Regions from separate parts of the Homo sapiens genome. Here region 2 is linked to region 1. A link is an interaction called in ENCODE POLR2A ChIA-PET data of the cell type or tissue named here. Cell type or tissue: CD4-positive, alpha-beta T cell. All regions are shown on one strand. Each heading gives the region's core, and the rest is flanking DNA. Links, peaks and the distances in the headings are about the cores only.

The links. ChIA-PET counts read pairs that join two places held together with the same protein. Peaks named below come from ENCODE experiments on the same cell type or tissue, not always from the same donor. Only the 100,000 strongest peaks of a DNase experiment are listed, where the experiment ranks them.
Region 2: POLR2A ChIA-PET joins it to region 1 with 5 read pairs; 3 of 35 experiments call an interaction of 5 or more read pairs at or near these places.

Annotation. Positions count from the first base shown.
Region 1 is chr5:35,820,493-35,825,868 of GRCh38, reverse strand. No RefSeq gene overlaps it. Among named protein-coding and RNA genes, the nearest start is that of IL7R, 34 kb to the left of the region's middle. In CD4-positive, alpha-beta T cell, for the core only: no CTCF peak of the experiment used is centred there; DNase peaks (open chromatin) are centred at 2,328 and 3,108; H3K4me3 peaks cover 348 bases; H3K27ac peaks cover 4,813 bases.
Region 2 is chr5:35,742,423-35,747,798 of GRCh38, reverse strand. The region is part of intron 23 of SPEF2 (sperm flagellar 2); the gene reads right to left. Among named protein-coding and RNA genes, the nearest start is that of IL7R, 110 kb to the left of the region's middle. In CD4-positive, alpha-beta T cell, for the core only: no CTCF peak of the experiment used is centred there; no DNase peak of the experiment used is centred there.

The DNA.
Region 1 (5,376 bases), core at 207-5,206:
ACAGGCATGAGCCACCGGACCCGGCTTAAACATCCTCTTAATGCAAAGGAATTGTGGGCAAATGAATCAACAGGTTGTGCAATGTGTTTGCAGGCTTATTCTTGGGGCCTGTCCTACTCTACCACTTATAGGTTTCTTCAAGGCTCAACTTCATCCCACGTATCTGTGCAGTATCTCACTTCTAACCTTCTGTGTCTAGCGTGGGCCAGAGATGCAGGTGATGGGAAAACAGGCTGTCAAGAGGCTTGTAGCTCTGATTTTGCCAACTGTGCACCCCTAGACTCCCAGGGATCAAATGACTGGCAGCCTCGGAATTGAAGAGCAACAACTGGAGAACTTGGCTGCTGATTGTCTTCCTTCCTCAGATTTTTAAATTTTTTCACCCATATGGTTTGAGTGTCCAGGTTTGCTGGCTGGGGCCACCTAAGGCAGCTGCATGTGGTCGGGTGGCTTATGCTCTGCAATAATGTAACCAGCTGAGAGGAGAATGGAAGCTAACCTTTGTTAGCCAGTCTGTTGTTCCCTGCCATGTGCTACATCAGTCTGAAGGAAGGGATGTCTTTTTATCATTTATCCTCCAAGAGAGTGCCTTGTGAGGAGACCCAAGGGCCCTGAATGAGCTAGTGGTGGCCCTGGGCAGATAGTTTTAAACTGTGAAGCCTTGACTTGAAGCCTGTGCCCTCACTGCCAAGCCCAGACCTTCTCTGACTTGCTTGAATCTGACCTTGAAAAATTGGTAGGCCACAGGCCATATATACAAGCTCCACGAACGTATTTATTTGATTTACACAAAGCTGGACCACATAGTGTTGTGAAATATTTGAATTGGTTGTCAATACTTAAAATTTAAGAGATTTTACATAAATGTCTGAGTTTCTGGCTTCCCACAGCACTACCCGGTAACATTTGGTAGCAGCCAGTTAATGTGTGACAGCCCTTGCCATGCCCTGTGGCCTCTCCAGCACTGAAAATGAAGGTCAATTTCTGATTTTTTTGTTTGTTTGTTTGTTTGGTTTTTTGTTTTTTTTCGAGACGGAGTTTCACTCTCATTGCCCAGGCTGGAGTGCAATGGCTCAATCTCGGCTCACTGCAACCTCTGCCTCCCAGGTTCAAACAATTCTCCTGCTGCAACCACTCGAATAGCTGGGATTACAGGCATGCACCACCATGCCTGCCTAATTTTGTAGTTTTAGTAGAAACGGGGTTTCTCCATGTTGATCAGGTTGGTCTCAAACTTCTGACCTCAGGTGATCCGCCTGCCTTGGCCTCCCAAAGTGCTGGGATTACAGGTGTGAACCACCGCACCCAGCCATTGCTGTTTATCATAGTGCTTGTGCTCTGTTTTCTTCTAGAAGAATTAAAAGAAAAGCAAAATCTATCTCGTGCTCACTTTTTAAAGTGGGAAGGTTTAAAAATAGATTGAGAAGCCATTTGTGGAAAAGTCTAGCCTGCTACATATTTTCTAATTGCCTGCTAAGTCTTCATCATCTGTGTTTGCAGCCCACGTCCCCGTGTCTCATAATCATGCAGTTGAAGAAATTCAGTTCTAGCACATGCTCCTCCGTTGGGCCATTACAAGCAGGTACTAGGCTTACAGAGGAACCTGAATTTATCATGACCCCTCTGCAGCAGAGAGGCTGATTTGGAGGAGCGTATTCTGGGGGCTCATCTGTTCTGCTGTCATCAGTCTAAAGTGTCTACAATGACAAAGAGTTTAGACCCTTCTTGCTGAGCTGGGAGGCTAGTCAGTGAGTGGATGACCCAGGGCAAGGTCAGATGGTCAAACAAAAGAATACTGTGACCAGAAATATGAGACCAGAATCAGGGAGTGAGGATAGGGACATTAGGAACACAGGTGACAAAAGCCAAGTAGCTGCAAAAGAGGTACATAGCTCAAGAAAATCAGGTTTCATAAGCTAAGGCCCCAGTGGCAAAGTTTTTTTGAGGCAGTGTCTCACTCTGTCACCCAGACTGGAGTGCAGTGGCTCGATCTTGGCTTACCACAAACTCTGCCTTCTGGGTTCAAGTGGTTCTCCTGCCTCAGCCTACCGAGTAGCTGGGATTACAAGCATGCGCCACTACTGCCCGGGTATTTTTGAATTTTTAATAGAGACAGGGTTTGACCATGTTGGTCAGGCTGGTCTTGAGCTCCTGAGCTCAAATAATCCACCTGCCTCAGCCTCCCAAATTGCTGGGATTACAGGTGTAAGCCACTGTGCCCGGCCATGCAAAGTTCTGTAGTAGGGAGCAGATGCTCAAAATGCAGAGGGTTAGGAGGCTCAGTCCTTAGCTCAGAGAAGCTCTTGGGGACTTTACATGCCTGGTCATACCTCATGATGCCTGTACATGGCCCATAGGTGACAGAGAAGCAGTCTAGTCAGATGGTTAAGGGCAAAGACTCTGGAGACAGATTCCTTCCTAGGTGAGAATCCTAGCCTTTTGCTGGCTGTGAATCAGGCGAGCTCCTTAACCCCTTCATGCCTTAGCTCCCTTTTCTACATAACGAGGCTAGTGATATACTCACCTTTTAAGGTTCCCTATACATGAGGATTAAATGATCTAATTCTTACAAAGTGCTTAGAATAGTAGCTGGCACATGCAACATATCCAATAAGTGTTTATTATTGCTCGCTACTTCTCCCAGCTTCCTTAGGAAAATGCAGTCTTTAGAAACATGTTTATCAGCTTGGAGGAAATTGCCCTCTGAAAGAAAAAACAGCAATATATGCATCTTAGTATTTTAAAGGAACTTGCCAAGCATGCACCTGGCACAATGGGCAAACTTTATAAAGGGTAGCTAAATTCCGAAATAATTTGTAAAGGGCTCCTGAAGCATCAGAAAGCTAAATGATGTTTTCCGATTGAGGATGCTATTCCCTTGGATGCTTTTGGAGGGAGCATGGTGCAAAGCTCTCCTTAATTTAAAAGGACATTACCATGAAATGGGCTCACCGTGAAATCTGTTGGGAGAAGAGTGAGCCTCACTCTCTGGAGCGCATGGTGGAGTCTGCCATATATGAGAAGGATGTTGTGGTTTCAGCCAGGTTTGTGGGGGCACAGCAAGGTGAGGCTGTCGCTATTTTCTCCGTGTGGTTAGTATGAAGTGAGCAAAGACACAACAGCATGTGTTTGGAGCTCGAGTGCTCAAGGCGCTGCTTTGAGCCCAGTGCGGCCCTTTGGGGCTTTGAACTGCAGCCACAAGACTCTGGTGGCATCTCTTTCCAGATTTGTTTTGAAACAAGCTTGAAAACAAGATTTCACCCAGTCCTTATGCTAAGATCTGCGAGTGAATGTGCTTGTGCATATTCTTGTCCCTGGCTCAAAAGAATGTTCAGCGATGTATCTAGTAACTAATAGAGGATGCCCTGCTAAGTCTTATGTCTTTGCCAGAGAACATGGCAGAAAAGCTACTGGAGACAGTAGGAGCTATGCCAACAGGCAACATGAATTTGTTATTAAGTCAAATTCAGTAATGTATGAAAGGAGATAAAATAATTTGCAAATGGTGTTGAGGCAGAGTTAGGACACCATTTGTTTAAGTAAGAAATGGGTAGAGACAGCCTGGATGTCAAGCTGCAGGGCTGACCTGTTTAGGATTAGATCAGGCTCCAGGTCCTAAAAGCAGTTGATTATAATAGACTTTGTGGTTCTCATTAGCTTTCATGTAGTAGACTAGAGCTTTTCAGCCTCTAGTAGATGTACCCTCATGGTGCCTAGTCTCATCTATCCTGAGCTACAGGGGGCCAGCTGGGGAGAAGAAAAGTGACACTCTTTCTACCTCCACACACTCATTCACACACACACACACACACACACATGCACACACACACAATCCTGTAAACATTAATTCAATTATCTCTATAGATCTAGCATAAGGTACATATAAGATTATAGAAACATCTCTGCTCTAAAGAGTTCGTCTCCACTTCCTAAAATTTCCTTTAGTGGGTGACTTCCCTCTTCATTAATTAATTCGTTCCAAATTTATTAAGTATACAAGTGCCAGAAGCTATACTGAGTGAAGCTGGGTTAGGTGCTCAGTGTAAGAAAAAGATGAGTAAGCACTGAAAGATAGATTAGAGTCAGGTTCTGAATAACATTCTACGAAATCCAAAATTCATTTAGTAGGGAGGGGTCAGAAGGAAGGGTTTTTGTGTGTTTTTCCTGAGACAAGGTTTCACTCTGTTGCTCAGGTTGGAGTGGAGTGGTGCAGTTTGACTCACCATAGTCTCAACCTCCCACACTCAAGCAATCCTCCTGCCTTAGCCTCCTGGGTAGCTAGGACTAAAGGCTTGCACCACCACATCTAGCTAACTAAAATATATATATATATATATTTTTGTAGAGACAGAGTCTTGCTCTGTCGCCAAAGCTAGAGTGCAGTGGTATGACCATATCTCACTGCAGCCTTGATTTTCTGGGCTCAAGTGATCCTCCCACCTTAGCCTCCTTAGTAGCTGAGATTACAGGTGCGTGCCACCACATCCAGCTAGTTTTTAATTTTTTTGTAGAGATGGCATCTCACTATGTTGAGCAGGATGGTCCCGAACACCTGACCTCAGGCAATCCTCCCACCTTGGCTTCCCAAAGTACTGGGATTACAGGTGTGAGCCACCATACTTGGCCTCAGAAGGAAGGTTTTTTAAGCAAAAATGTGACATGCTTAATCAGAGTTTCAGGAATATTGCATTGAGAGTAGTGTAGAGACTGTATTGGGAAAGAAATTTAGAGGATTGGGGAGAAGATACAGAAAGCAGAGGGGGTCAACTGAGGAGTATTTCAAGTCTAGAAAAAATATTTTGAGAGCTTTTGAAATACAGTAGTGACCGTGGGAACCCAAAGGAGAGGAAAATTGTGAGAAATATTTACAAAGAGTAACCAGTAAAACTTGGGTATGACGGGAGAGAGAGAATGAGGAAGCAAGGACAGCTCTGAAGTTTTGAGTATGGGAGACCAGAAGAACCACAGATGTTGCCATTAATATAGAATGGGAAGTTAGGAGGAGGAGCTTTTCCTGTAGAGCCTCAGAAATGGAGGGGGCTAGAAGGTCATCCAGTCAAATGCCACATCTGATGTCGGTATCCCCTCTTCTCCCACTTTAATCGTCTGTTAGGGAACCATAGACTGGCCTGGATAGGACAGCAACTAAGTGGCTGGGTATGGTTTTGGGCTCCGAGGCCTGGAGTTCCAGTGCAAGGAAATTTGGGATACTCACAGTGTGATAAGCCTAGTCAAAGTGTTCTAGAGAAGTGAGAGAACCACACATGATAAAGGATAAGCTGAAAGGGTCCACTGGGGAGATAGAAGTTTGGGTAGCAGAGCTGAGCAACTGATTCAGTAGAGATGAAATTTCTGGAGGAGCAGGACAAAGAGGTA
Region 2 (5,376 bases), core at 272-5,271, 78 kb after region 1:
TCCTTGTTGACTTTCTATCTTGATGACCTGTCTAATGCTGTCAGTAGAATATTGTTGTCCCCCACTATTATTGTGTTGCTGTGTATCTCATTTCTTAGGTCTGTTAGTGATTGTTTTATAAATTTGGGAGCTCCAGTGTTAGGTGCATATATGTTTAGGATTGTGATATTTTCCTGTTGCACAAGGCCTTTTACCGTTATATAATGTCCCTCTTTGTCTCTTTTAACTGGTGTTGCTTTAAAGTTGGTTTTGTCTGATATAAGAATAGCTACCCTGCTCACTTTTTGTGTCCATTTGCATGAAATGCCTTTTTCCACCCCTTTAAGTTTATGTGAGTCCTTATGTGTTAGGTGAGTCTCCTGACAGCAGCAGATAGTTGGTTGGTGAGTTCTTATCCATTCTGCAGTTCTGTATCTTTTAAGTGGAGCCTTTAGGCCATTTACATTCAATGTTAGTATTGAAATGTGAGGTACCATTGCATTCATCATGCTCTTTGTTGCCTGTGTACTTTTGGTTTTTTTTGTTTGTTTTGGCTTTTTTAACTTGTATTTTTGTTTAATAGGTCCTGTGTGATTTATGCATTAAAGAGGTTCTGTTTTGATGTGTTTCCAGGATTTGTTTCAAGATTTAGAGCTCCTTTTTCTTGTAGTGGTGGCTTGGTAATGGCAAATTCTCTCAGCATTTGTTTGTTTGAAAAAGACTATGTCTTTCCTTCATATACGATGCTTAGTTTTGCTTGATAGAAAATTCTTGGCTGATAATTGTTTCGTTTGAGGAGGCTGAAGATAGGGCCCTAATCCCTTCTAGCTTTTAGGGTTTCTGCTGAGAAATCAGCTGTTAATTTGATAGGTTTTCCTTTATAAGTTACCTGGTGCTTCTGTCTCACAGCTCTGAAAATTCTTTCCTTTGTCTTAACTTTGGATAACCTGATGGCAATGTGCCTAGGTGATGTTTTTTTGTGATAAATTTCCCAGGTGTTCTTTGTACTTCTTGTGTTTGAATGTTTAGGTCTCTAGCGAGGCTGGGGAAGTTTTCCTCAATTATTCCTCTAAATATGTTTTCCAAGCTTTTATAATTCTCTTCTTCCTCAGGAACACCAATTATTGTTCGGTTTGGTCATTTAACATAATCCCAGACTTCTTGGAGGCTTTGCTCATATTTTCTTTTTCTTTTTTCATTGTCTTTGTTGGATTGGGTTAATTTGAGGACCTTGTCTTTCAGCTCTGAATTTCTTGCTTCTACCTGTTCAATTCTATTGCTGAGACTTTCCAGAACATTTCAGGTTTCTAAAAGTGTCTACAAAGTTTCCTGAATTTTTGTTTGTTTTTTCTTTTAGCTATCTATTTCCTTGAATATTTCTCCCTTCACTCCTTGTATCATTTTTTGGATTTCCTTGCATTGGGCTTTGCCTTTCTCTGGTGCCTCCCTGATTAGCTTAATAACTAACCTCCTGAATTCTTTTTCAGATAAATCAGGGATTTCTTGGTTTGGATCCATTGCTGGTGAACTAGTGTGATTTTTTCACGGTGTTAAAGAGCCTTGTTTTGTCATATTACCAGGGCTGATTTTTTGGTTCCTTCTCATTTGGGTAGGCTCTGCAAAGGGAAGGTCTAGGGCTGAAAGCTCTTGTTCAGATTCTTTTGTCCCACAGGGTGTTCCCTTGATGTAATACTCTCCTGCTTTTCCTATGGATGTGGCTTCCTGTGAGCCAAACTGCAGTGATTGTTGTCTGTCTTCTGGGTTTAGCCACCCAGTAAGTCTACCCTGCTCCGGGTTGGTACTGGGGGTTGTCTGCACAGAGTCCTGTGATGTGAATTGTCTATGGGTCTCCCAGCCATGGATACCAGTGCCTGTTCTGGTGGAGGTGGTGAGGGAGTGCAATGGACTCCATGACAGTTCTTAGCCTTGATGGTTTAATGGTCTATTTTTGTGCTGGTTGGCATCCTGCCAGGAGGTGGTGCTTTCCAGAGAGCATCAGCTGTAGTAGCGTGGAGAGGGACCAGCGGTGGGCTGGGCCCTAGAACTCCCAAGATTATATGCCCTTTGTCTTCCACTACCAGGGTGGGTAGGAAAGGACCATCAGGTGTGGCAGAGCTAAGCATGTCTGAGCTCAGATTCTCCTTGGGTGGGTTTTGCTGCAGCTGCTGTCGGGGTTGGGGGTGAGATTCCCAGGTCACTGGAGTTATGCACCTAGGAGGATTGTGGCTGCCTCTGCTGAGTCATGTAGGTGCTGAGGCAGGGAAGTGGGGGAAAGCTGGCAGTCACAGCCTCACGCAGCTCCCATGCAAACCTAAGGGCCGGTCTCACTCCCACCGGGCCTCTGCCAACAGCCCCGAGTCTGTTTCCAGGCAGTGGGTGAGATGGGCTTGAGAACTTGTTCAAGGATACCCACCTCCGAGCTGTGAAAGAAAAGGGCTTGGGTCTTCCCCTACCTGAGGAGTCTGCACACCGGATGTGCACCCTCCCCCGAGCTCTGGCCGGGAGGCTTCTTGCCCAGTTCAAATTGTTACAAGGTTCAGCTAGAGATTTTCTTCTCCCTGTGGAGTTTTACCCCCTGCTCCTCTGGCCACCCTCCCAATGGAACCCTGTGATGCCCAGCAGGAATGGGCTGCTTGGGCACCCAGCGAGCTCCCAGTGCCTTTCTGCTACTTCCTCTACCCCTGTATTTCGCTCAGCTCTCTAAATTGACTCAGCTCCAGGTAAGGTTAGAAACTTCTTCTGTTAGTTAGAATATATCAGTTAGAAACTGAAACAGACTTTCAGTTTCTCCAGTGGGGGTGTGTTCAGGAGAGGAGGGTCTCCCTTTCCCACTGCCGCACTAGGGCACTCATAGTATTTGGGGTGTCTCCCAGGTCCCGCAGGAGCAGTCAGCCTCCTTCAGAGGGTCTGTGAGTCCTCTCGGGATTGCTGGTTTGTTCTTGCAGTTGATCTGGAGCTAAAATTCACAGTGCAAGCCTCCACACACTGCTCTGTCCAGAGCTGCAATCTAGTCCTGCCTCCTGTCTGCCATGATGATCCAGTTTTTTTGTTTGTTTGTTTGTTTTTTAGACAGAGTCTCCCTCTGTCCCCCAGGCTGGAGTGTGCTGTGGCGTGATCTTGGCTCACTGAGGCCTCCACCTCCTGGGTTCATGCGATTCTCCTCTTTATATATTTTTTAAAGAAAGGAGAGGACACAGCAGAGGAAAAAGCACAAAAGCAGGGCTCTGGAGACCTTGATTCTAGTTCTTTTTCTCCCACGGACTCAGTGTGAAACCTTTGCAAGTAACATCATGTCTGTGGCTCAGTTTTGTAATGGACAAAATGAGAACAATGCAACAGCAGAAGCTCTCTATTAACTTCATAGGATTGGAATGAAATAATTGAAGAACAAGGAATATTACCAGGGATAAAAAGGGATTAAAGCAATGAGGTTTTGTTATGCACTTGCCCAGAGACATTGCTGGTTTTCACACTTTATTTAGCAAGAATTAGGGAACTACTAAGTATTCCTGAAAAATCAGAGACGTATTTAAGAGAGATTCATAACTATTAATTGAGAAGATCATGCAGACTAAATCATTATAAATGTCTATTCTTACAAAAGTTGTAAAGACTTTCCACTGGGTAAAAACCCACATTCAACTTATGTGGTGCTTACTAGAGATACATAAAACAAAACGACACAAAAAGGTCAGTGTGGAAACTTATATGACCACATACAAATTAAAAATAAAGCAAGGTTTATGGTATTGATATCAGGTAGAAGTCAAATTTAAGACAAAAAGCACTTAGGATGCAAAGATTTTATACCATAATGAGGAACAGGGCAACTTGGGCACAGAATCCCACTACTGCTTACTATGTTGGCTTCTTTACCATATTTGTTCATCTATAAAATGGGAGTATTACTAGTGCCTGCCTCAGAGGGTGGTTGTGGGGATGAAAAAGACAGTGCCAGAACATAGTGCATGCTCAGCATTTAGCTATTACTGTTGCTGCCTTAAAACTGATGAAAATCAAAAACTGTAGCAAGGAAAATGGATAGAAATGTAATAGTCACAGGAGTTTTTCACTTACTTTCACCAGTTTTTACAAGATCATCTAGCTATAAAAATGTTAAAAAAAAAAGGAATAGAGTGGTTATTTCAATCAGAATTACCTGTACCCTTTTAAAAATAAATGTGATACAAGGATTTATACTAAATCTAATGAGTTTGGTCATAGGGCATGAAGCAAAGGCAGGTTTATTTATTTTTTTAACTTAACTTCAGAAGTTTCTCTACTGTATACTGTTGCTGAAGATCCACTGCTAAAAATGTTATCATATCTTTGATAAGGTGGATTTGGCCAAAACTTACTGAACCTTCCAAGTAGAAATTTTGTATGTTGTTTTCTAGTATCCATGGATATTTTCTAATATCCAAATTTCTACTCAAAGTTTATTTTTCTTCCCTTGACTATTCTTTCTAGAGGTTTCTCTGCCTTTATTGCCTGGATTGAATTTTAAGTTTAATATGTTTTATTTCCAAATTTTAAATTTAATTCCAAGTTTTTAAGAATTATCCTCATTAATTCCTTTCTCCTTTCCTCAGCTTTATTTTCTAACTTCTTTTTGAAGTTATATTTATTTCTATTCTTCCATGCCTAATAATAAGTGAAGAAAAATAAAAGGGAGTGTGTCCACCATATCTAACCACGTAGCTAAATATCCACATATAATATATATGTATATATTATATGTAAGTCTATGTTAATATATTTTAGAGTCTTCTCACATCATTGGATTAACTTTCTGAAAAAAATAAAATGAGATTCCTATTGAAGTAACATAATACTTTAAATATTTAAAAGTAAAATAAAGAACTATAAAATTATTTAAAATTGTGTTACATTTCTATATAATCTTGGGGTGAAGTATTTTTTAATTGATCACAAAAAAAGCTATAAAGGAAATTTCCTTATTTATCAATATAAACATTAAAAACCTTCTGCATATTAAAACTCATCTCAAACATCAAACTGGGAATATATATATACTATATGATCAACAGATGGCTTGTTTCCTTAACATATACAAAGATCTTAGAAGTCAGTAAGGAACAGAGCATGCTCCAGCAGAAAAAGGGGCAGAAATCACAAACAGGTTTCAGGAGGTGGAAAATAAATGACCATTAAACTTAGGAGAAAATGGTCAACTTCCATTGTAAATTGAGGAAAAAATGTAAATTATAGGAATATATTCATATTTTTACCCATTAAATTGGCAAAGATTAACAAAAAAGAATCTAATATTTGATATAAATCTAATAATTTAGATTTAAAATATTTGTATAATTTAAAATATACAAATCTGATATTTGCATAATCTGTTAGTTGAGTAAAATTTACAAGTTCTTA